Regions from separate parts of the Homo sapiens genome. Here region 2 is linked to region 1. A link is a loop called in an ENCODE intact Hi-C map of the cell type or tissue named here. Cell type or tissue: HCT116. All regions are shown on one strand.

Region 1 (8,000 bases):
CTATGGACCTTGATCTTATTTTGTATGGTGAAAATTTTTTCCCATTTTCCAATCATGTATTTACATCCGTTTATATATTGAGAGTGATTCTTTAAGCCACATATCCCCCTCTTCCCTACCATAACCACTGAAAATCAAGTCACCAATTTAGAGATTAATGTCACTTACTTAGCAGCCTCTCAGAAATATTACTATTGAACAGGTTGGTTCCTTTCGATGCCTTCTCTCATTCCTCCCTTTCTTCCCCAGAATCATTTGTAAATGTTATATAGCCCAGGATTGCAGAAATGCAAGAGCACCTGGGACACCTGTTTAAAAACACGTATTTCTAGACCATGCCCTAGACAGATGTAATCACCTTTCCTAAGAACGGGACCAGATCATCTGCATCGTAGCCAATCTCCTCAGATGAGTCTCATGCACACTGTGCTACTTTAGATGTCTAAACCAGTAGCTTATATCTGTCTTTTCTCTGTTTTCAAAATCTGCTTTACTAAGTCTTGGGAATAGGTTAGAAGCTACCATGAACTTGAGGAGAACTAGTTTCTTTTTCCTGGGGACTGGTCATTTTCACATCGCCAACAACTGCTTCCTTGTGGACCAGAGCTCAGCATAGCCAGCAGCTTTCCTTGCACTTCATCCGTCTAGGGTCTGCACAAGCAGCCGAACAGGCAAGCCAGGGATTTACCAAAAGCTCAACCCTGGGAGGCCTGAGGCTGCTGGAGGTTGCTACATGGGTGATGACCCCATCTCTGCTATCTTCCCCCTGCCCGTTGTGTACCATCTTGCTCTTGGGAAAGTGGCATTCACACCCCCTTCCTGGCTGGGTTAGTCTCATTTGAATACTTCCACGTGCTCCCACCCTCGGCATTCAACTTCCCACACAGGTGGGGGCTGTCTGGATGCACAGGGTGATTCCTCCAGACCTTCCTTTGATTGGGTCTTTGTCTGTTGATTGACACTTTGTGACAGGTCACCTTTCCATTGCAATGTCTAGTTGTGAGGCTACCTCATGACTCAATTTCCAGTGGGTTTAAAGCAGTGCTGGGTTTTTCATGTGAGGGTTTCCATGTCAGAACTCGTGGTTTTGGCTGGTCCATCTGCCTGTCCCTACCATGTTTACATCAGCTACACTTTTAGATCTCAATGTCCTCCTGTACGTCCTCCCTCTCCAAATCTCCCCACCTGCCCCAACCCCCTTTCCCCCTCCCATGATTGTTTTTACCTCTCTACCGTTGTCAGAATTCTTCCCTTTGCCCAGAGTGTCTTTATCCCAAAGCCTCAAGCCCCACCTCTTTCCTAAGCTATACCTGACTCTTGTTTGACTAAACTCGATAGTGCTCTTCTTAAAGTGTGCCCTGTGGATAAATCTCAGTACGTTTGCAAATGTCTCTCCGCCCATGGACATGCTATGTTCTCTCTCATATCCCGGACTGTTAGGGGACTGTTCTGGCTATTTGGAAGAATCTCTTCTCCCCACTTCAGGCTTCCAGCCCCACCTCGCCACACACACACAACTTTACCCTATGAACTTTCTTCCCAGAAATATGCAGACACTTATGGGATCCGCTTAGTTGGCAATTAGTCAGACACGGCCTTACCCTCTTCTGTAGCTGGCTCAAGTGCATTAGACCTGACCTCTGTCACTCAAAGCATAAGCTTTATGATGTCAGGGATTCATGAACCACATCTTTTATCCCTCCCCAGCACACATACAGTGTGTGCACACCTATGCACACATACACACACACCCTCACTTCCCCTCCTATGTCCCCTGCCTCCATGATGAGCATCGTCACGCTCTCAGTTGCACTCCATACCCATTCCTTCAGGTCACAACTCAGACGTCACTTATTCCAGAAAGCCCTCCTCCGACCACGCCACCCCCTGCAACAGCCTACATCAGGCGCCCGGGTTTGCTCCTTCCAGGGAACCCCATGCGATCTCTCTCATGGGATGTATTACACTGCTCACTGGCCATTGATTGGTATCACTCACTAAATGATCTGTGACTGAGGGAGGGATGCCGGCTGCTTTACTGTCACAGGAAAGGCATTCAATAAACGCTTGTTGAATGATTTAATAAATAGAGCTGTGGATGAATGGCTAGATGGATGCGCCTGAGCGAAACCAAACTGGAAAGGAAAACCTGTTGCAACATAACCGCACCATGCTCCCAGCACCACACTGAGGTCACGTGGGGGCTCTATGCTGTTTGGGGTCACCTGAGGCATATTATGTCTCTTTGGAGTGAGTGATATACTTTTGATTATCATCTCAATGGTTTAGTGTCTGGGTCCTTATGGGTTTGGGTTTGGTGGTGAGGCCAAAGCTGGGGGTTAAATTAAGGTAACGCTAAGGCATAGGATTGGGGGTGAACATAGAGCTGGCCTGAGGTTGTGAATAGGGTTGGGGATGGGATGAGGCTGAAGTTGAGACTAAGGGTAGAAATGAGAATAAGGGTTGGGCGTGGTGGCTCAATCCCAGCACTTTGGGAGGCCGAGGCAGGCAGATCACTTGAGGCCATGAGTTCGAGAACAGCGTGGGCAACATAATGAAAACCCCATCTCTACAAAAAAGACAAAAATTAGCCAGGCATGGCAGCATGCACCTGTAGTCCCTGGTACTTGGGAGGCTGAGCTGGGAGGATTGCTTGAGCCCAGGAGGTTGAGGCTGTAGTGAGTCATGATCATACCACTGCTCTCCAGCCTGCGTAACAGAGTGAGATCCTATTAAAAAAAAAAAAAAGAAAAGAAAGGAAGGAAGGAAGGAAGGAAAGAAAGAAAGAGAAAAGAGAGAGGAAGGAAGGAAGGGAAAGAAAAAGAAAGAAAGGAAGGAAGGAAGGAAGGAAGGAAGGAAGGAAGGAAGGAAGGAAAGAAAAGAAAAAGAAAAAAGAAATGAGGATAAGGCTGTGGCTAAGGACAGGCTGAGGCCAGGCTAATAATTGGGACAGGGCTGGATCTGGGGATGAATGTGAGGTTGGGCTGGGGCCTGGGCTAGGGTTGGAGAGACGGCTGGAGCTGGGAAGTAGATGGGGCTGGGATATAGTTAGAGATGGGGCTCCCTCTGCATTAATCTCCTCTCCCTGCAGTATCGGGGGCCCTGAGGATCCTCCCAGAAGTAAAGGTAGAGGGGGAGCTGGGCGGATCAGTTACCATCAAGTGCCCACTTCCTGAAATGCATGTGAGGATATATCTGTGCCGGGAGATGGCTGGATCTGGAACATGTGGTACCGTGGTATCCACCACCAACTTCATCAAGGCAGAATACAAGGGCCGAGTTACTCTGAAGCAATACCCACGCAAGAATCTGTTCCTAGTGGAGGTAACACAGCTGACAGAAAGTGACAGCGGAGTCTATGCCTGCGGAGCGGGCATGAACACAGACCGGGGAAAGACCCAGAAAGTCACCCTGAATGTCCACAGTGGTAGGTTCCTCCGCTGATTGGAGGCTCAGACTACCCAGAAAATGTTTCACTTGGGAAGATTGGAACAGCCATCTAACTGTAACAGTCTCCTAGACTCTTACACTGTTGCCATATAAGCCACATAATGATTGAGATCCATATGAAACCTCATAGTCAATTACCTCCATGGTCCACACAATTTTCTACCCAACATGTATGAAAAGAACAAGATAGGTGCTCTCTTTGTATTGTTCATCCTACCCAGGGCATGAGGGGAGTAGAGGCTTGAGATTGAGGAGAGGCTCTGAGATGGAGGAAATTGGAAGCAAAAGGAAATAACTATCCAACGTAATTGTCCCATGAGAAATAAAGGAAAGACACTAATTTATCCAGCCACATTTATAGGCCAATCTTATTACTCTGTGACCTGATCCTTTATTTCTCTGGAACCCCGCCTTTCTCCTTTCCTCCACTGAGTTCCCCACACATATGCAGCAGTAATTCAACAGCCTAGAATCCCAATGACCTCTGCTGGTTTTGCAGGGAATGTTGACTGGACTAGGGGAACCAGTATTTCCTCCAGGGAAGCCCCCAACCCAGCTCCTTCTCTGCTTCTTTCAGTGGACCCTGCCCTCATCCCCTCACTGTCATCCACTTTGGCTGAATTAGCTTCAGTTTACACCCAAGCCTCAGTCTCCCCCTAGAGACCACCAACATATTCCTCTTCCTTCCAATAGAATACGAGCCATCATGGGAAGAGCAGCCAATGCCTGAGACTCCAAAATGGTTTCATCTGCCCTATTTGTTCCAGATGCCTGCATATGCCAGTTCTTCCAAATTCGTAACCAGAGGTCAGTTCACCATAGCAAGGGTAGGAGAGGTGGGTGAGATGCTGTGGCAATGTGAAAATGGAGGAGGGGGTCTATGTTCAGTTCATAGAGTGGCTGGCAGAGCTGAGCTGAGTCTTAGGTGTGTATTCCCTGCCTTTAGAGAGGGCACATACCTCCCTGAGATCTGCGGTCCATATCCTTCAAGCCTGTCCGACAGTCAGGTCCCCTGGTCCTAGCTGCAGAACTTACATATTACCACCAGGTGGCACCACAAGCAATGATGTTTGTGCTCCACTCACAAAATCTAGCTCTTTTTATGAATGACTGCGGAAACCAAGACTGGGCAGACATTTCCCAGCTGGAGATCATCATGTCTCGTGCTTCCCGTAGGGCTGTCTTCTACCTGCTGGCATCTAATGATTTTAACTCTATTTTGCAACTAAAAGATTAAGGATGTTCATACTAATGATACCTTTACATTTTGATATCATCATCCAGTTTTAAATGCATTTTGACATGCAATATTTCCATCATATTATCCCATATGCCTATGAGGTAGACACATTAATTGAACATTATTACACTAGGTAACCCTGCTGAGAGCCAAGAGGGATAGTGTAATTGAACAGATCATGTAGCCAAGGTTGTGACTGATAGGTGTGAAATGGGGGAGAATAGATTAGCACGCAAATACAGCACAAGGCAGATTGGGAATAGAACTACAAAAAAGGTTTTCCCCCTGCTCAGAGGGGGCAAGCTCTTCTACCTGGGAAGTCAGGGAAGGCTTCCTGGAAGAAATGGTATTTGAAGCAAATATACTTGGAATTGAGTAGGCCTAGATAGCATGTTAAAAAGGATTTTAGGCCCTGAGGACTGCAAGAACAGAAGTAGTCTGTATAAAAGGGAAGGGTATGTTGTGGAAAGAGGTGGTGACCTAATCCTGTTGGAGAATAGAGTGTATAAAAGGAACATCCCTTTTTCCTGCTACCTCCTGCAGTTACCACACCAGCTCAAAGGGGCAAGGTCCCTCCAGTTCACCACTCCTCCCCCACCACCCAAATCACCCACCGCCCTCGAGTGTCCAGAGCATCTTCAGTAGCAGGTGACAAGCCCCGAACCTTCCTGCCATCCACTACAGCCTCAAAAATCTCAGCTCTGGAGGGGCTGCTCAAGCCCCAGACGCCCAGCTACAACCACCACACCAGGCTGCACAGGCAGAGGTAAGAGACCACTGTCCAGGATCTAGAGTTAGGCTAGAATTAAGAGATCCACTGAAACCCACTGCAATGTCCATTATTAGACACCCTCCTTGGCTTTGTCTCTAGGCCACTGTGAAATATACCACCTATGAGTATAGCTCATTAACTCATTAGTTCCTTTAACAAAAACACACTTGTCAATGCCCCAGCATTGATCCTGTAGAAAGAAGTGAGACCCAGCTCTTCCAGTCACTTAGATTCATTCAGATCTATTTTTATGGGGAAGAACTAAATGAGAATAAAAATAAAATTAACTATTAAACTAGTAATATAAAATTACTTTCACCCATTTCCTTTTACTGTTTTAATGTGGCTACTAGGAAATTTAAAATTACATATGTGACTCACATTTCTCCTGGACAGCACCGGTCTAAAGGCTGGGGTGCAGTCCAAGGAAGTACTGCAATATACCACTAGGGGGAAGCATTATAGCAGACTCCAAAAAAAAAAAACCCTATAATAATCAAAATTGGTTTTGCATAAGCAAAGACAAAGGTGATAGTGAGAAAGAGGACCTCCAAAATCATTTGGGTTCTATAGGTAGGAGAAACTGGGGCCATGAGAACCAAGTGGTTTCAAACAGAACCAGGACTCTTGCTTCCTACCTATTAGTAGGGAAAACATCAAGGTCAACCAGCATTTTCTTATTCTCTACTATGTGGCAAGCATTGTGCTATGTCCTGAAGATATAAGAAGATGACAATATGCAATATCCAGATCTTACTAACATAAGTCTGACTTGATAAAGTCTGAAACAGGCATGACCACAGAATTGGAAACCCAAAGCGCACACACACACACACAAATCTGGCTTACCATAATTAGGAAGAAAAGAGGACTTACACAATGTCCTTTAAGAAAAGTAAGATTTCAATATGCAGAGAAAATTGAGGGGAAAACTTCTAGGCAGAAGGAGCACTATGAGAAAAACATCCTTTCCCCCACCATTATAAGGAACTAGCCCAGTCAATATCTGCAATAATCTCGTGAAGAAACTAAGGTGCTGAACACCGGAAGGTGCATTAAATTCTTTATATCCACTCTTATTTCATCCTCATAACAGTTCTGTGAAATAGATTTTACTATACCTATTTATGGAGAGATAAGGCTCAGAGAGGTTAGGAGACTCGTTCGAGATCACACAACCAGTAAAAGGCGGAATATGAATTTGAATTCAAGTTTCGTGACTCCATAGGCAAGTCTTTTTGAGGGGGGAGTGGAGTGAATTCTGTTAACAAAAGGACAAACCTGTAAGTCATCTCCAAAAACGTTGGCTACACAGGAGCAAGCCCTCAACCTACCTCCTTTAATAATCTCTTCCTCCCTCTCTCCCTTTCCTTCCCTCCCCAGAGCACTGGACTATGGCTCACAGTCTGGGAGGGAAGGCCAAGGATTTCACATCCTGATCCCGACCATCCTGGGCCTTTTCCTGCTGGCACTTCTGGGGCTGGTGGTGAAAAGGGCCGTTGAAAGGAGGAAAGGTGAGCGGCTGGGCTTCGGTAGGGAGAGCTGAGCTGCCCAAAGAGCCCACAGCGTTCAGAACCCCCTTTTGAACTTCCATGGGAAACTCGGAGCTTTTGATGAGCAGCCTGGGGTGTAGGGAAGTTAGGGAAGTGGGGGCCACTGGTCTGAGGAGGAGAGCGGCCTGGGCCCTTTGGTCTTCAGGGCAGGGCAAGGCCGTGCCTCGTACATTCCCCACGCTTGGAGCATCTCCAGGTCAGACACTGCCAAGCCCGAGGGAGGAGGCAGCCTTTCGTTTGGGGAGGGTGGCACGGGCCTCTGATGCCATTTTCCTCCCTCTTCCCGTGGCTTTGTGGGGAAGCCCTCTCCAGGCGGGCCCGCCGACTGGCCGTGAGGATGCGCGCCCTGGAGAGCTCCCAGAGGCCCCGCGGGTCGCCGCGACCGCGCTCCCAAAACAACATCTACAGCGCCTGCCCGCGGCGCGCTCGTGGAGCGGACGCTGCAGGTGAGCCGCCGGGCGGGCCACGGGGAGTAGCGGAAAGAGTGCGCTGGCTCCGGGAAAGCCGGGCGCAGCGGGGCGCGCTCCCAGGTGCCAGGGCTTCCCACAGGGTGGAGCTGGGAGTGGGGCGGGGGTGGAGCTGGGAGTAGTAGCATGACGGTGGGGCGGGAGCCTCGGCCGCCGCCTCACCTCGCCCTCGCTGTTCCCTAGGCACAGGGGAGGCCCCCGTTCCCGGCCCCGGAGCGCCGTTGCCCCCCGCCCCGCTGCAGGTAAGCTCCGCTCCTGCCCTGATTGGCAGCCGCGGCCCGACTGGGCGGCCCCAGCCCTGGGCGGGGACCCGAGTGTGGCTTCCCGCGCCGCCGCCGCCGCGATCCGGAGAGCGGGTTTCCCAGCAGCTCCTGGGCCCTGAGCCGAGGAACAAGTTGTTTTAGTTTCCTCCTTGTTTGGTGTCAGGAGGTTGAATACCGGGAACTGTAGAAGACCTGGTTCCGTGGCTTCTAGCCAAGCAGTTGTCACGGGATACCTGCGTGCTGGATGCAGCTGGC
Region 2 (8,000 bases), 430 kb after region 1:
TCGTTCTCTGGGGCATAGCCTTACAAGCAATGATGGTTGATAATGGGGTGGGCATTTGCACGGTGACAAGGTCACACCACTCTGCTTCTTTCTTCTACAGGGACAATGTAACGGTACAGCAGAGGAATCAGGCCATCACCAGCCAGTGGTATGTCAACATACAATACCCGGCATCATCAATAATGTATTCTAGCAAAAAATGTTCAACTGGAATCCATCTAGCCTTGTGCACTCCCAGTTTAGGCCTGGCACAGTGGTTCATGCCTGTAATCCCAGCACTTTGGGAGGCAGAAGTGGGAGGATTGCTTGATACCAGGAGTTTGAGATCAGCCTGGGAAACACAGTGAGACCCTGTCTCTACAAAAATAATAATACAATACAATACAATACAATACAATACAATACAATACAATACAATACAATACAATACAATACAAAATAAAAGCCAGGCATGGTGGCTCACACCGGTAATACCAGCACTTTGGGAGGCCAAGGTGGGAGAATTGCTTGAGGTCAGGAGTTCAAGACCAGCCTGGCCAACACAGTGAGACCCTGCCTTGAAAAAAAAGAAAAGAAATAAAATAAAATACTAAAAAAAAATTTTTAAAACTTCCCAGTTTACAGGAAATGCTGAGAAAGAAGGACAAGACAAACAACTTCAAGGGGAAGCTCTAGATGAGTCCAGAAGGTGGGACAGCAGATGTGATCCCCAAAACAGGTTATAAAACAGCAAATACACTATCATTTCATGTTGGTTAATGTTTACTCATAGTAGAAAAATATCTAGAAGGATGTGTACTCCTAAGGTGTGATAACCTGTCTCTAGATAGTAGGTTATGGGATTTTAATTTTCTTATTTTTGCTTATCTCTGTTTTCTAACTTTCTACCATTAGTATATACATTTTAGTAACAATCATGATTTTTAAAAAGTATGCTGTGTATTTTGGCTTGGGAATGGAGGAGCAGGGAAGGAGAGGGGAGCTGAGCAAAGAGAGAATCAGGAATGAACTGCAGGCTCCTTGAAGACAGGGGTGCCGTCGCTTTGCTCCTCGTACGTCTCGTGCCTAGCAACGTGTTCGGCACATGGTAGTCCGTCAGTGCACGGATGCTGAAGGCGTTACTGAGTGCACAAATGGATTTTAAGGCATGGGAAATTTGACGGCAGAAGAGGGTGAGGCTGGACCCAATACATCTCCACAGGGAGTCAGGAGACATGGGTTCGAGTCCTAGTCCTGGCATTTGCTATCTGCATGACCTTGGGTTAGTCCTTTAGCTCTCCAGGCCTCAGGCTCTTCACCTATAAAACGAGGAGACAAATTTCCTTCCTGCGACACAATAAGATATTCATAGGGATCAAAAGGGACCTTGGAGATGAAGTCTTGCCTGGAATGTCTTGCCTGGTGGCGGGGCTGGGGGAAGCCCTAGGATTCCCAAAGCCCGTCCTGGCTGCCTGAGCAGTGCCTGTGGATGGCAGCAGCTGCCCAGGAGGGCCAGGGAGCTTTGGGACAAAGGCAAGGTTGCTCTACCAAAGGACCTGTCCTGGGGAACCTGAGGCAGGATATGCACACTGGGGGAGAGGTGGGTCACCAGGATGGGCAAAGGTGGGCCACTTGGCATGAGGTGCTGGGTTCCTCCAGTGTGACATTCAGCTCATGAAAATACCTGGTTCCACTGCGGGTGGAGCTAGTGTCTTCAGCCCTTAGGAGAATCTACAGGTCTGGGGATGTTCAGGCAAGAATGGGCTTGCAACATGTGGGAGCTGGGAGGCCGCAGAGATCATGCAACCCTCTCATTTTGAAAATGAGGACACAGAGGCCCAGGTAGGGGAAGGTGACAATGGGCTGGAGCCACACCCAGACTAAGAGAAGAGGCTGCACCTGGCCCTCTGGCTCCCTGCTCACAACTGTTTTTGCTCACCATCCTCCTCCTTGATGGGAGGCTGAAATAGGCTTCAAAGCAGGCACTTGCCTGACCCCAGCTCTCTAGACACACCACGGAGGCCACCTTGGAGGAGGCTGCAGAGCCAGAACAGGGGAACAGCAGCCAGCGGACACCAGGATGCCAGGACGCCAGACCCAGGCCAGCGTGCCATTCCCCACCATGCCTGTCCATCCAGGGCAAGTGGGCAGACAGACACCCAAAAAGCTTTCCCAAACACATCTTTCCAGGTCAAGAATCTACAATGGCTCTCTACTGGTTGTTTTATTGGGGTCCAACCTCTCTCTAGCTGGACTCCTTCAGGGCCTCTATGCCTTCTTTCCTCCCCTCCTCACCTCCACCTCTGTCCGCCTCTGGCTTAGCTCTGGGCTATCTGCCATCATGACTGTGGCTTCAGTAAGCCTCCCCAGCATCCCCTCCTTTCCCCCGAACAGGGCCCTTTTCTTCTCTGTCTCTGCGCAGACCTTCCTGCCTGAGGTATTCTTCTTCTTTCTGGCCTTAAAAGCCTCATCCTAGGCCGGGCGCGGTGGCTCACGCCTGTAATCCCAGCACTTTGGGAGGCTGAGGCAGGCAGATCACGAGGTCAGGAGATCGAGACCATCCCGGCTAAAACGGTGAAACCCCGTCTCTACTAAAAATACAAAAAATTAGCCGGGCGTAGTGGCGGGCACCTGTAGTCCCAGCTACTTGGGAGGCTGAGGCAGGAGAATGGCGTGAACCCGGGAGGCGGAGCTTGCAGTGAGCCGAGATCGCGCCACTGCACTCCAGCCTGGGCGACAGAGCGAGGCTCCGTCTCAAAAAAAAAAAAAAAAAAAAAAAAAAAAAAAGCCTCATCCTTCAGGAAGGCCTCCGTGGTTGCCTCTACCCATCTCAGGTCTCCTCTTACCCAACAATCCCATCAGCCCTCACATGTCCAGGAAGGGCTAGCTGCTCCGGAGGAAGCATGGGCCTCTCTGAATGACAGGATGCCACATCTACCCCTGGAGCCCCCTCTGTGCCCTGGACAGAGCTCTGCTCAAAGGAGATTCACTTGCAGTTCTGCTGACTGAACCCTACTCTCTGTCACCATTTGAGAGGGGCTCAGTCTGGATGGAGACTCCATCCCTGTTATCTGGAGATGCTCCTCTTCCTCCTCCCTGCTCCTCCACCTCCCAGCTGCCCCATCAACTGAGTTGCTGCTGCGAAGCAGGAGGCACGCGGGGCTGCATGAGTCAGCCCACAGCTGGGAAACTCCCTGGAGCTCCCTGAGGACAAGGGCTGGGGGTGGCGGGAGGAGGGGGCCTTCAGGCATATGGGCAGTCTCTGATCTTCTGTTCCCAAAGACTCCTGTCACCAGTGGCATCCCTAGGCTGCAGAGCTCCCACCCTCACCCGTACCATGGCCTCGTGCCTTCCAGGATTTGGGGTGCTGTGCCTACTTCTCAATCGTGCTCTGGCCAATGAAGTCTTCCCACATTCCCCATCTCCAGACCCTTCCACTTGGCTTCCTCCTGCCCGGTCTCTCTCTTTTTCCAACCCATCCCCCCTTATTAGCCCAAGACAAGGGAGTGGAGGGAGTGGGGTTCCAAAGATTGGGGCAGGGAACCCAAGGAAGGCAAGGATAAGTTGAAGACTCAGAGAAAGCAGGAGATGAGGCATGGAGAACGAGACCACCTGGATCTCCATCCCTGGTCACATCCAGGAACTGTGCGTGGGTGTGTGTCCTCCCCCTAGAGTTCTGCTGGCACTTGGCATAGGGTGAGCACTCTAAATCATTCAGAGAAGGACTTGGCAGGACACAAGCCCCTTCTTGGGATAGGGAGGCCACCTTGGTACCTGGAGAGTCTGTGCCCCCATGGGCCCCTTCCCCTGCAGGTGAGGGACTGGGTTTTGGGGGAGCCATTGCAGTTATTTGGTGAGGTGGGGATAAGGGATAGGGTGCGGGTGCCCTCTATTCTAGGAGGGCAGGGAAGGCAGTAGCCCTGGCTTGGGGGAGAAGAGGTGCATTGTTGGAAGTATCTAGGGTGAGGAGCAGACAAGGCAGGGCTGAGAGGTCCCAGCTGGCCTGAGGCGAACACCCACCTCTCAGTTCCCAGGCTGCTGCTGAGGTAGAGGAGGGATGTCCTTGCCACTTCCAGAGTCCGTCTGCATGTGGCCTGGAGCACCTCCCTGTCCAAGGGGAGACTGAGTCAGAGCTGCCTTGATCGGGGGACTCAGCACCGTGCATGCAGACAGCATCCCAGGATACTGGCCTCCACCTCCTGCCGGCCTCCCCCTCTGGCCTGCCTCCCCCTCCGGCCTGCCTCCACCTACAGCCCGCCTCCCCCTCCAGCCCGCCTCCCCCTCTCTGCCCACCTCCCTCTCCTGCCCACCCCCTCCTCCTGCTCACCTCCACTTCCTGCCCACCCCCCACCCATCTCCCCTTCCTGCCCACTCCCCCTCCTGTCCGCCTCCCTCTCCTGCCCGCCTCCCCCTCTGTGCCCAGCCCTCATGATTACTCACATGACCCAGTGCAGCCCCCGAAACATTAGCTCCTGCCCATCCAGCAGGGCCCGTGCCAGCCGCAGGGCCTGGTAGCCGGCGCCCAACACGCCCTGAAACACAGAGATGCACAGGGCCAGGTCCCACACCTCCTACCCTTGGGTCATGCCCCTCCCTGCCACCTGGGGGTTGCCCCTCACCTTGGCAGTGTTGTAATCCGCCTGCAGGTCCACTTTGGGGACGAACTTGGGGACGTCCAGAGCAGCTGCAGACAAAGACCCTGTCTGAGGGGCCTGCCTGTATGGTGCTGGGTCGGCTTATCTTTCATTATTTCCAGCTCACACTCACCCCTCACTGCCAATCTCCCACCTCAGGCTTCACAACTCACCCTGAGCCTCCCACCTTGCCAGCCTTAGCCACACTTAAAGTTGTGATCCCTCACTGCCACCTTGCGGCCACTTTTGAGAACTACCTCCTCATGTCCAAGAGCTGAAAATGGACTAAATCACCCTCTTGTCCACAGGTTTTGAGGTGAATACCCCTTCCTAGCCTCAGAGAAAGAGGATAAAACTTGCACTGTTCAAGTGAGAAGAAAGGACATTTTTGCTAGAGTTTGGAGAGAGGCCCAAGCTCTGGACCCCGACCCCCTTCCCTTCTTTCCAGGAGCTCAGACTTGGGCTTCTTCCAACACAAACTGCCTGAGGCTTCCCCACAAATCAGAGATTATGGAAAGTGCATTAAATCCAGATCTCCCTGTTTCCACTGGAGCTCTTTCCACAGCTCTGAGGATGCCAGTAAGCCCCAGGGAGGTCAAGCCACCAGCCCACGTCATGTGGCATCTCAGAGGCGTCTGCAGAATTAGAACCCACATCTGCCTCCTGCTCCCTGTGGCCCCAAAGAAACACCCACAAAGAAAAGTAACCAATGGCCTGGATTGCAAACTCCTGTCTCAGAGGAAAATGTGGGGAGGAGAAAGATCCAGCCCAGGTGGCTCTACTCACGGTCCCTGAAGGCCAGCCCCTTAGGGATGGCTGTGCTGAAGAGGGTCAGGGGGCTGCTTGCCGTCGTGTGGGCGATGTGCTGTGCTGAGACGCTGGGCTCGAGGACACAGAGGTGACCCTCAAAGAGGTACTCCTGGTGTCGGGGGGCCACACTGGTCTGCTTGTGCACGGCCTCCTGGAAAATGGCTATCCTAGACACAGCCGTGGTGGGGAGCAGAGGGCAGGGGGTGTCAGTAGGCAAGGCAGGGGGCTAGGGTGACCTAAGCCCCAGCTAAGCGTTGCCCATAGACAGGGCTCTGTTTTGCAGAGGGAGGGACGGGGGTGGTTTTCTCTGTCATCAAGGGTGGAGAGACCAAGGGGAGAGTTCACATCTTATAGTGATGGAGACAGAGTGGGAACAGGTCCCAGGAGTCCTAATACCCAGCCTTTGCCTCTGCACCTCTTCCTGTCACACTGCCATTAAAATTTACCTAGTTCTATAAAATTATCCAGGAATCAAGGGTACTATGAGCAGTACCTTTACGAAATGTACAGCCAACATACACCACGCACACACTTCTCAGATGTATAATGCATATTAGCATTAGAAAAGGTACTGACTCTCTGAAGTACATGCAAGAAAACCTGTTTAGCTTTAACTTTGTAGAACTAGTCTTTTCCCAACTACGTTTGGACCTGGAAGCGTTCCTATGTACACACTCCTCAGAACGTACTGTGGGAGATGCTGCTTTGGACATGCACTGCTGCTTGGGTAGAGAAGGTTCTCACCGCTTCCCTCCCTCGCCCCCACTTACGTGTTGTGGGCATGGATATAGATGTGGTGCAGGACTGCCTGGGACAGGGAGAAGACATGGACGACAACTCGCTGCAGGATGTCACTGGTCTCCGCAAAGAACTGGTCGAAGCCCCAGCACTTGGCCTGCTCCACCTCCAGGATGTTGGCCAGGATGGGCACCAGCTGGCTCTGCAGCCCCCTGCCCTCCCAGGACATGGAGACTGTCAGGGGTGGGGGCCCAGACCTATCCTCCTTAAGCAGGCAATAGGAGCGTTCTAAGAGAATATCCTGAAGAGCTAGGACCAAGATGGTGGGGCAGGGTGGGTTGGGGAGGAAGAGCTGGAAGAACTCGTTCCAGCAACCAGATGGGAAAGTGGTGTGCCCAAGCCTGCAGCATGCCCGGAACCTGCTGGAACAGGCCTCAGAAGTCTTGACTTAGCAGAGAGAAGTGACACCCAGCTCAGACTCCAGCATCACCCCCCAGCAGGGTCCCACTCACAGTGACAGCTGGCAGGTGATGGGGAGGGTGTAGCTCCACTCCAGGGGCCCGTTCTCCCGCCTCTGGGCACCTGCAATGGCCCCAGCCGGCTTCTCCGTGGTGATCCGGTACCTGCGGGGAGGAAGGCCAGGTCAGCGGGATCCCCAGCTATCACATTGCCGGGCAACGACACACTCAGCACAAAGGGCTCGGAGCACAGGTTCAAGTCACCCAGCTACCCCAAAGTAGCCTGACAGATGGAGTGTGAGAAACCTGGCTCTCAGCTGTGAGAGCGCCTTGCCTCAGCACTCCTCCTGGAGCCCTTTGCTTCAGGTAGAGACACCTTTGCCCTGTCCACTGCCTCTCCCCCCGCTACACTTCCCTCAGCCTGGCCAGCCTCCTCCACACCTTTGCCCATGCTATGCATGGCCCCAGTATCCTCTCCTCTTTCTTTCCCTTCAGAGTCCAGCCTTCCCTGACAACCCCCATCCATGCTGGTCTTCTGCCCCTTTTGCGGGCCTGATATAGGTTCCACACAGCTGGACCCCGGGGCTGAGGTGGGTGCAGCAACCTTCCCACTAAGCCAGCTGACATCTCCTCTGCTCTGGGCTGTGCACTCAGAGGGAGCCGCTACTGTCTCCAGCCACTTGCTACTTCCCTGTCCGATGGCACAAAACCATGGAAAGACCTTGGACCTGGGAACAGGAAGCTGCCACCTTTGCCCCTGGTGAGCTCTTCCACCTTAGGCAAGGCACTCTTTGAGCTTCGGTTGAGACGAGGAGAGCAGTAAGGGAGCAGAGGGCTAGAGTGAAGCACCGAACTAACATAGAGCATATTCACAGACTCCCATCAGCCCTGGGCAGAGCTCAGCTGCTTGTTTGATCCCATTAACAAAAAAAGATCTACAAAGAGCCTGGGTTGGGGGGTGGACCAGAGGAGGGCCATGGAGTGTGAGGGGACCAGAAGACACAGCAAGGACCGGTGGGGGAAGGGCCAGGGGACTGCCAGTCCGCCCCATTCCCTGCCCTGTGGCCCACCGTACATGATCTCCTTGTTCCGCCGTGGCCCACCAAAGGGGATGAAGGGCAGGCTGCCAGTGGCTGCATGGTACAAGGTCACTCCAATGCTCCAGAGATCCACAGTCACCCCGAACGCTTTTTGCTGGGGCTTTCGAAGCACCGCCCGCTCATACATGTCGGGATGCTGCCGGAGAGAACCAGAATGAGGCCATGGAGCCGGAGGGCTGGCAAGGGCCTGAGACCTGTCAGACCCCCTTTCACCGCCTGCAGGTGAAAACAGAACTGTTCAAATCCTTCTTTGTCATCTTAAAAATGGGTGTCAGCCTCAC

What was found. A loop is a pair of places that touch in the nucleus more often than their neighbours do. Peaks named below come from ENCODE experiments on the same cell type or tissue, not always from the same donor. Only the 100,000 strongest peaks of a DNase experiment are listed, where the experiment ranks them.
Region 2: it touches region 1 in a loop (6-fold over the local background); 34 of 110 quality-filtered maps call a loop at or near these places.

What each region holds. Positions count from the first base shown.
Region 1 is chr1:206,909,186-206,917,185 of GRCh38, reverse strand. FCMR (Fc mu receptor) reads left to right here. Exons shown (of 8, transcript NM_005449.5): 2 at 3,092-3,427; 3 at 4,144-4,257; 4 at 5,234-5,456; 5 at 6,846-6,976; 6 at 7,318-7,461; 7 at 7,666-7,724. Among named protein-coding and RNA genes, the nearest start is that of FCMR, 8.8 kb to the left of the region's middle. RefSeq lists silencers at 5,687-6,352, 7,630-7,679. In HCT116, CTCF peaks have their summits at 4,467 (motif pointing right) and 5,934 (motif pointing right); DNase peaks (open chromatin) are centred at 4,505, 5,909 and 7,544; H3K4me3 peaks cover 1,063 bases.
Region 2 is chr1:206,476,533-206,484,532 of GRCh38, reverse strand. It overlaps IKBKE (inhibitor of nuclear factor kappa B kinase subunit epsilon), which reads right to left. Exons shown (of 22, transcript NM_014002.4): 7 at 7,695-7,855; 8 at 6,674-6,784; 9 at 6,194-6,373; 10 at 5,400-5,590; 11 at 4,599-4,663; 12 at 4,420-4,511; 13 at 4,000-4,086. Among named protein-coding and RNA genes, the nearest start is that of MIR6769B, 5.7 kb to the right of the region's middle. In HCT116, a CTCF peak has its summit at 4,857 (motif pointing left); a DNase peak (open chromatin) is centred at 4,844.